Linked DNA regions of Homo sapiens: region 2 is linked to region 1. A link is an interaction called in ENCODE POLR2A ChIA-PET data of the cell type or tissue named here. Cell type or tissue: GM12878. All regions are shown on one strand. Links, peaks and the distances in the headings refer to the core of each region. The heading gives the core; the rest is flanking DNA.

Region 1 (4,394 bases), core at 222-4,221:
TCAATTCCTGGCAGATACTGTTTAATGAATGTTTGCTGAATGAATACATGAATGAATTAATGGGCATTGTGAACTTGACCACCAACTACTCTCTGTTCTTTTTGCTGTACCCTGTCCTGCATGTTTCAAATGACCAGAAGTTTCATAGCAGAGAAAAATGGCCACTAAACCATGGGTTTCCTGGCTGACAATGAGCTGGTTCAAACATGATGATCATCCCTTAGGCAGAAGTGAGATAGGTCCAAGCCAGGATACTGGCACCAGGGAGGAAAGAAGGGTAAACACACACAGCATTTGGGAGCCTTGGGGCAAAGGTATGCCAATGGTGGGAGAAAGGAAGAGGAAAGAAAAGACAAATGGTTGAGAGGCTGAGGCAGGCGGATCACAAGGTCAGGAGATCGAGACCATCCTGACTAACACAGTGAAACCCCGTCTCTACTTAAAATACAAACAATTAGCCGGGTGTGGTGGCGGGCACCTGTAGTCCCAGCTATTCAGGAGGCTGAGGCAGGAGAATGGTGTGAACCCGGGAGGCAGAGCTTGCAGTGAGCCGAGATCGCGCCACTGCACTTCAGCCTGGGCGAAAGAGCAAGACTCTGTCTCAACAAAAAAAGAAACGACAAATGGAGGTGAGGAGTGTTCTTTCTTTTTTTTTTTTTTTATCAAGAAGGTTGTTACAATCCCCTTTTTAAAAATTTAAATAGCTTTAAAAGTACAAGTTGTTTTTGCTTACATGGATGAATTGTATAGTGGTGAAATCTGGGCTTCTAGTGTACCCATCACCCAAATATTGTACCCAATAGGTAGTTTGAGAACTATATATTTTTCATCGAAGTTTCTTACTTAATGTCTGTCATTGACTGTGCATTGTGAGCTTTGTGGTAGAAGGAGCAATGTTTGTTTTGATTTCCAGAGTCTCCAGTGCCAGTCGGAGCAATCATACATACTTGATGAATGAATGAATAAATGAATGAATGCTCAACATCTCCCAGAGAACATACATCCAGTGTCTGGTTCTGAGGCTCACCCTCTGCAGGTAAGCAGGAAACCCTAGAGAGAAGGTTTCCACACCCAGGTATTCCAAGACATCTCAAAACCATGGTCAAGAGGCAAATGGATCTGCTACTGGATAGCTGAAAATTCTCAGAAGAAAAAAATGTTTCATAGAGATGAAAAGTCCAAAAATGCATTTGTGCCTAGAAGGCATAGCAGCATGAATGAGTAAATCTTATTGGGTAAATCTTTTAAGAAAAGAGGTGGTGGTGGTAGTGGGATATGTAATATGACATATATAATATGACAAGGCTTTGGGTACCTAAGTTGAAGAGGAGATGCTTTTAGGGAGAAAAGGGAGCAAAAAAAAAAAAAAAATAAGAAGCCTGAAGACCTCAAACATAAAATTAGCGGGGAATTTTACCAGAGCAAGTATAATTTTGTGCCTTTCCTGACAAGTCAAAGCACTATCACGTAAGAGCTAAACCGATGATCTCTAGAACCCAGTGGCTTAGGATCAAATCATGGCACTGTTGATTCTGGACAAGACACTCAGTATCTCTAGGGGTCAGTAATTTTATTTGAAAATGAGGACCCATCTCTTAAGGTGTTGAGAGTATTCAATGAAGGAATTCCTGGAAAACACCTAGCGTGTGTTACAAGGGCGGTAAATATTAGGTATTGCTACTGCTTACACAGATTACTCGGCAGGAGGGGTGGTCACCATTTGAGCAAATCTACGATCGTGGGGATTCAAAGGAAAACCAGAGGAAAGTGGGGAGCCCTTGAGTTAATCTACAGGAGAGATGTCTGCACAGAGCAGGGCATGCTGTCAGTGCATGGTGAGTGGTGACTTTCCTTCCTTCTGCTTCTGTCATCTCCCTATTTCTATGACATTAAATTTGAAGTGCACAATTCTCCCCACTGTGCCTTGTGGCTTCCCTGTGCCCAGGAAAGCTTTTCTGGTCTGGAGATGGCAAAAGGCAGCCTAGTAGCTACGCCAAGAGAAAAATGGTCAAAAATGCAGATCAGAGTTTTCTTTTTAAAGAAATATATATTTTAAGGTTAGAATCTAATCAAGCACAAATAATGCAAAGTTATAAACCCACATTTTTTTCTTCTTCTTCATTATTTTAAGAGCCCTCTGCTCAGGAAGGGGGCGAGGGCTGTTTCCTGGCTCTGGGCAAATGTGTGAAGGAAGTGAAGTGCAGTGCCCTAGGCCACCTCCTTCCCCTATCCCCTTCCCCATTCTATTCCCCTAAGTTCGTTACCAGGCACTCTAGGCCCAGATCTGTCCCATTTCCCAGGCAAAATCTTCTCTCAAAAAGGATCTGAAACTCATTTACATTAAAATATGCGTGAGGATTGCAGTGGAAAGCGTTGCCCCAAGGTTGGCCTTAGCTTTAAATAAACCAATGCCTGCCAGAGGCAGCAGAGCTTCCTCAGGAGGCACCAGCATCCTGCTAGTTGTTGGTTTTTTTTTTTTAATTTTAGCAATGTTTATATAACACTAAATCAAGACACCGAGTAGTTAATTTACATAATGTTCGTATCACCAGAACAGTGTTAATATACATGAACATATTTTGTAATCTTTTTTAATGTTTTTTTTTTAACTTTTATTTTAGGTTCAGGGGTACGTGAGCTAGTTGGTATGTTTAAAGTGGATTCATCCTGGAATTCCCATCTCACTACTCAGGTTGTAAGTTGAGCTGCAGCATTTAAAGAAAGGCACCAAGGGTAAGAGAGAGCTATGCTAGCACTCAGAAAATAATAAGCATCTTCATTCCCTTTTGGCAGAAGAAAGTGGAGGCCCACTCATTAATTCCAACCTCCCCTGAATTTAAAAATTGCCCAAAAGTAGTTATGTTACCAGTGGAGGGTGTCCAGGTTCTTGGCGTTTTGAACAAAGAATTGGACAAACCACACAAAGCAAAGAAAGAATGAAGCAACAAAGGCAGAAATGTATTGAAAACGGAAGCGCTCCACAGGGTGGGAGCAGGACCGAGCAAGCGGCTCTAGAGAGCTGGTTACAGAATCTTCTGGGGTTTAGATACCCTCTAGAGGTTTCCCATTGGTTACCTGGTGTACACCCTATGCAAATGAAGAGGATGAAGTGACGTTACAAAGTTACTTACTTGGTCGTAGAGACTTGGAGTTTTTCATTTGATTTAGTTCGAGGAAGTACTTACGTTCCCTAGCTCCAGACCCTGTTCTCCCGCCTCAGTTATGTATTGACAACCAGAGGCCTTGTGGTCTCTCTTTTAGCAGGTCCAGGTTAAAACCCTGGAAACCAGCATTTCTAACACGCATTGTGGGGTCGTGGAGATTAAATGAGGGACTTATTGAGAGGCTCTTGGCCTTGCATGCCTAGGATCAAGAGAGTTGGGTATTATTTGAATCTTGTATGTCACTTCTTGTAACCTCATTTGGAAGCATAAGTCTGACTTCCCATTTAGGCTCTCCTTAACCGTCAATTGCAGGCATTTCAAGAGCCTCTCTTTCCTCTGCCGGCCGTTCCACATGTTGCTGACAGATTCACCTTCCTACAGCACAGTCCTGAGCTTGCTTGCCACCTTTTAAAAAAGATAGCAAGGGCTATCTATGATCCTGGCTATCTTTTTAAAAAATTGAATTATTTTGTTCCCACATTTAAAATGAAATGTAAACTCTCTATTGCAGCTTCAGAGCCCCCGCATGACTTGGTCCTTGCTGATCTTTTGACTTCATTTCCTACTGTTTCCCCTCCTGCTTCCCAGGGTCCAGTAACACGTAACTGATCCTCACCTACCTCCTTGCTCACTCCTGCCTCAAGGCCGCTGCCTTCCTCTTCCCTTGCAAGGAAAAGGAACACACTATTGCTGTACCCAGAATGTTCTGACCCCATGTCCTTGCATGACTGGTTCCACTGCATGGTTAGTTCTTGGCTCAACAATTACCTCCCACTAGAGCAGCACCCCAGGATGCATCGCATTATGCTATTTTTATTTTTTTTACAGCACTTCTATCATCTGAAATGACTTTGCTTATTTGTTTTCTTGTTATTATCTGTCCACCTCCCTCCAGAATGTAAGCTCCCTGGGTTTCCTGTTCACGGTTCACTGTTGTTACCTCTGCTGCCTAGATAGCAGTTGACACACGGCTGGCTTTCAAAAAGCATTCTGCATAAAACCATATTATGTCTCTTTCACATCCTTAGCAGTCCTCACAGCCCTCGCTCGCTCTCGGCGCCTCCTCTGCCTGGGCTCCCACTTTGGCGGCACTTGAGGAGCCCTTCAGCCCACCGCTGCACCGTAGGAGCCCCTTTCCGGGCTGGCCAAGGCCGGAGCCGGCTCCCTCAGCTTGCAGGGAGGTGTGGAGGGAGAGGCGCGAGCGGGAACCGGGGCTGTGCGCGGCGCTTG
Region 2 (4,394 bases), core at 96-4,095, 82 kb before region 1:
CAAATTTCCAGAATGATGGAACTGTTCTAACAATGAGTTGTTCAAAATGGAGGCCACTAGATACAGGTGGCTATTAAGCATTTGAAATATGGCTAGTGCCACTAAGAAACTGAATTTTTAATTTAATTTAATTTAATTTAATTTTAACGAACTTAAGTAGTCAAATGGCCAAGGACTGCTATTTTGGACAGTAGATTTCCGGGCAATGCAATATGACAGGATCAGAAATATGCTTCAGGATAAGTAATCAGAGAACTGACTCTAAGATCATATGGGAGGTGATCTGAAGATAGAGACCGATGATGAGGCAGAATCAATAACTGGGTAAGTGTCGTTTCTTATTAAAGTTGAAAATGAAAATATTTTCTTCAAATAAAAAAACAAACACATAAATAAAACAGATGAAAGTGGAGCTAACCTTGCTAAAATGAGGAGAAGTCCTTGAGGAATCTCCCTGGAAATCCCAAAAGCTGCTCAGAACTCAGCTCATTAACCACTAGGCCAAGTCAAAGGTGGTGAAGAGTTCTACCAAGGTAATAAAAATGAAGAGGAGGAATAAATCTGGGAGACGTGATAGAAGTGAAGTTAATCTCTCTTAGCAACTAATTACGTATAAGAAGTAAGCCTTGAATATCTGCACATTTATTCTCTTATTCACCTAAGCCCAAACCCTGGTGTTATCCAAAATTCTTCCCCATTACTCAGTCATCACAAATATATTCTTCCCCATTACTCAATCGTCACAAATATACGAGGTGAACAAGAATAAAGCTTATTGAACAAAATTAACATACACAGTGTGACATAGATAGTATTGAGAAAAATCAGGACTCACATCCAGGTTCATTGATGAAAGGCTTTCCCTAGGGTTTCCTGCCCACCCCCAGGATAATGCAGTCATAGGAGCCAAGGTAGGGGCCTTTACAAGTAGGGTTGTCAATCAATAGTTTTAAACACAGCAGCAAGTTGGGGGAGAGAAAGACAAATGGATATTAAAGTTGGGAGTTAATTTCAGTTAGAGTTAAGGGAAAGAAGGTAGGCTCTCAGATGTCAGACTGCTAGGATTTCAGGGATATGGTAAACAAATGAAGTATAAAAAAAGTGAAGATGCAAAAGTGAAGGCAATGAATATAAACTACTCTTTAGCTCTTTGGTAAATGGAAGAAAAGGATGGAATACCCTGGGAATACTCAGCAACCTGCTTGCTGACTTGCATTTTCTTCGTCTGTGAAATCTTAAAGTATCAAGAACACCCAATGTCTTTTCTTTTTTCTTTTTTTTTGAGACAGTTTCTCTCTTGTTGCCCAGGCTGGAGTGCAGTGGTGCAATCTCGGCTCACTGCAACCTCCGCCTCCCAGGTTCAAGCAATTCTCCTGCCTCAGCCCCCTGAGTAGCTGGGATTACAGGCATGTGCCACCACATCCAGCTAATTTTGTACTTTTAGTAGAGAGAGGGTCTCTCCATGTTGGCCAGGCTGGTCTCAAACTCCCGACCTCAGGTTATCTGCCCACCTCGGCCTCCCAAAGTGCTGGGATTACAAGCAAGAGCCACCGCGCCTGGCCAACCCAATGTCTCTTCAAAGAAAGTCCTTGGTCATCTGTCACTTTACTTAGAACTAAGTGGCCTCATCATCAGATTGATAGGACCAGAGGTAAACCACTGAGGGAGCCATCTCTTTTAGGCTTACTTGTGAGAATGGAACAGCCTGGTAGAAGAGCTCTTCCCAATAGAGGCAGGGTGCACTGATGGCCAATTGCCCAGGGAACTCGCCCTCCCCGTCAAGGAGTTGGAACCCCCCAAAGACACCAGAGAGTTGCAGGTAGCAGCAGGGAAGGTAGAGGCAGAGACATAAATGGGGGATCACTTTGTCTCCTCCAGTCACCTGAAGCAGAGAACAATAAATTTATTCCCTGAAGAAACAAGATGACCAGATGCGTGGAGCTTCATGGTGTCTTGAAGGATGTTGCATTCTCCGCAAAGCTTTGCTGAAAGTGGTTGAGATCTTGTCTTCCTTATCTTCTCTTGCATCCTTATGAAAAAAACAGAACACAACATCTGTCTTTTGCATCTGAAAGAACATAGCCAAGGCATGGGATAGTCCTGAAGACAGTGAGGCGAAAGTCTTGATGCCCTTCAAAAAGTAATCCTAGAAAATTCTCATAGGGCAAGCCTCTTTCAAAAGATTCTCTAATGGCCATAGGTGCAATGGTCTCATTTTTGAGAAAGTACAGAAATTTTAGGTTTACTCACAGACTCTGGAATAGTGCCCTCTGCCCTACAGAATAGCTTTAACAAACAAATAAACAAACAAACAAACCAGAGTCTTGCTCTGACACCCAGGCTGGAGTGCAGTGGTGTGATCATAGCTCACTGCAGCCTTGAACTCCTGGGGTACTACAGACCCACACGTCACCATGAGCAATCCTCCTGCCTCAGCCTCCCACAGTTCCGGGATTACAGGGATAAGCCTCCATGCTGGGCTTGGAATGGCTTTATTTTAAAGAGACCAAGGTTACAGATAGCTGAAAAGTACAACTTCAGTCCTTTGCAATCTTTTCTAAACATAGCAGGCTGAATCTTCCCTTTTAGTACTGGAAAGATAAATTAATGAAAAGTCAGTACTTGAAAGAGAAAAAAAAATCCAATGACTCTGGAACGGAAAGCAACCTTGGAGATTATTATCTGAAGTGTATCTCTTCCAAAATTTATATGTGGAAGTCCTAACCCCCAGTTCTTCAGAATGTGACTGTATTTGGAGATGGGGTCTTTAAAGAGGGAATTAAGGTAAAATGAGTTCATGCAGTGGGCCGAAATCCAACCCGACTGGTGTCCTTATAAGAAGAGAAGATGAGGACATAGACATAACAAAGGGAAGACTGTGTGAGGACACAGGGAGAAGATGTCATCTGCAAGCCACGGAGAAAAGCCTCAGGAGAAACCAGCCCTATCAAAGCCTTGAGTGAGGAAATAAATTTCTGTTACTTAGGCTGCGCAGTGTACAGTACTGTGTTACCGCGGCCCGGGCAGGCAGAGAGCATGCAGCCTAAACTTTTCACTTCACTCTTGAAGAATGTGAGTTCAGAATCACACTGCATGTATTAGCACTAAGTGCAAGCCTCAAGGGTCTCCAATCTCAGCCTAGAGGCCTTCCCACTTACCATACCCCTGACAAAGGATGCGGTTTTCCAGAAAGGAGAGAGGATGATAGAGAGAGCAAAGACACAGGGACATTATCTTAGTTAATCATGAGAAAAGAATGGATGGGAAAATGACTCCCTGATCCCACAGCTTCATATAAAAGCCTGAGACTCTTGGGCTACCTTCTTCTTAATGACTTCTGCTTGTTTTGCATTCTTATGCTCACCCCTAGCTTTGTTCCTAGCTGGGGCAAATGACTGGTTGCAAACATTCCAAAGTGACTTCAGTATGAATTTTAACTATGTGAAGCCAAGTTGGACGAATGGACCTAAACTTAACCAAGAAGGTCTTATTCTTTCCTTTGGTGTTTGTATCTCTGATCTGTTGATTCTCTTCCAGCACCTGCTTTCATGAGAGAAATCCAGGGCCGCTGGGAAATTTATGAGGGGATGTGCGTTTAAGTATTTACAATTACATTTTATTTTAGATTTGGTTTCTGTTGTTTTTTTGCAGCAAATTTTTCTTAGTTTTTTTTTTTTTTTTTCAACACTGTGTCCTCAGAATGTCAAACTAATTTTCTCTGTCAATCCTCTGTTCGTTTCAGATGACAAGCTTTCAAAAGCACAGCTCTTTTAGTTTTAGGGAAACTTAAAGCCTCATTGTCTTGGGGCCTTCCTGTCCCCCGCTATACTGTTGTTGTTGTTGTATCCCAGGGTGTCCTAAATCTCTGATTTCCACCCCCCTGAGTGGTTGTCTTCCATGTATTTTATTTAGAGATAAGGCCAAGCCTTTGAGTTTGAATGAAGCATGGCTAACTGAGCTTAGTTTGTTGGGAAGTATCTCTGGATCATCCTGATGTCCCAAAGGAAGGAGAAAATGGCCAGACACTATTTCGGCCTCTGTCAAAAAACTCATCATTTTCCCCATGATGCTATGGGTGAAATTCAAGCTTCTCCTCTTCGTTTCCATGGATTCATGTAATTGACACAATGCCAGGCATTGTGCTGTGAGTCTGGTAGCTTGTGACCTAGATTCTGCCTGTCACAGATACCAATACATGCAACGGAGACCACCAATCCAGTCTGCACAAATTATCTGTGGTTATTATGCTCGTGAACACTATAGATCAGAGCTCTGGTGGCCATAAATTGTGCTTCATATTCACTCTTAGTAAATGAGAATCATAAGAATGAGTAACACAAAGGTAGTGCTCACTTAAAAACAGGATCCAAAGCAAAACATTCTAACCAAGGCTT

The links. ChIA-PET counts read pairs that join two places held together with the same protein. Peaks named below come from ENCODE experiments on the same cell type or tissue, not always from the same donor. Only the 100,000 strongest peaks of a DNase experiment are listed, where the experiment ranks them.
Region 2: POLR2A ChIA-PET joins it to region 1 with 10 read pairs; 3 of 35 experiments call an interaction of 5 or more read pairs at or near these places.

What each region holds. Positions count from the first base shown.
Region 1 is chr6:11,402,923-11,407,316 of GRCh38, reverse strand. No RefSeq gene overlaps it. Among named protein-coding and RNA genes, the nearest start is that of TMEM170B, 130 kb to the left of the region's middle. In GM12878, for the core only: no CTCF peak of the experiment used is centred there; no DNase peak of the experiment used is centred there; H3K27ac peaks cover 377 bases.
Region 2 is chr6:11,485,200-11,489,593 of GRCh38, reverse strand. LOC105374928 (a long non-coding RNA gene) reads right to left here. Exons shown (of 5, transcript NR_187824.1): 2 at 1,883-2,029. Among named protein-coding and RNA genes, the nearest start is that of TMEM170B, 50 kb to the left of the region's middle. In GM12878, for the core only: no CTCF peak of the experiment used is centred there; no DNase peak of the experiment used is centred there.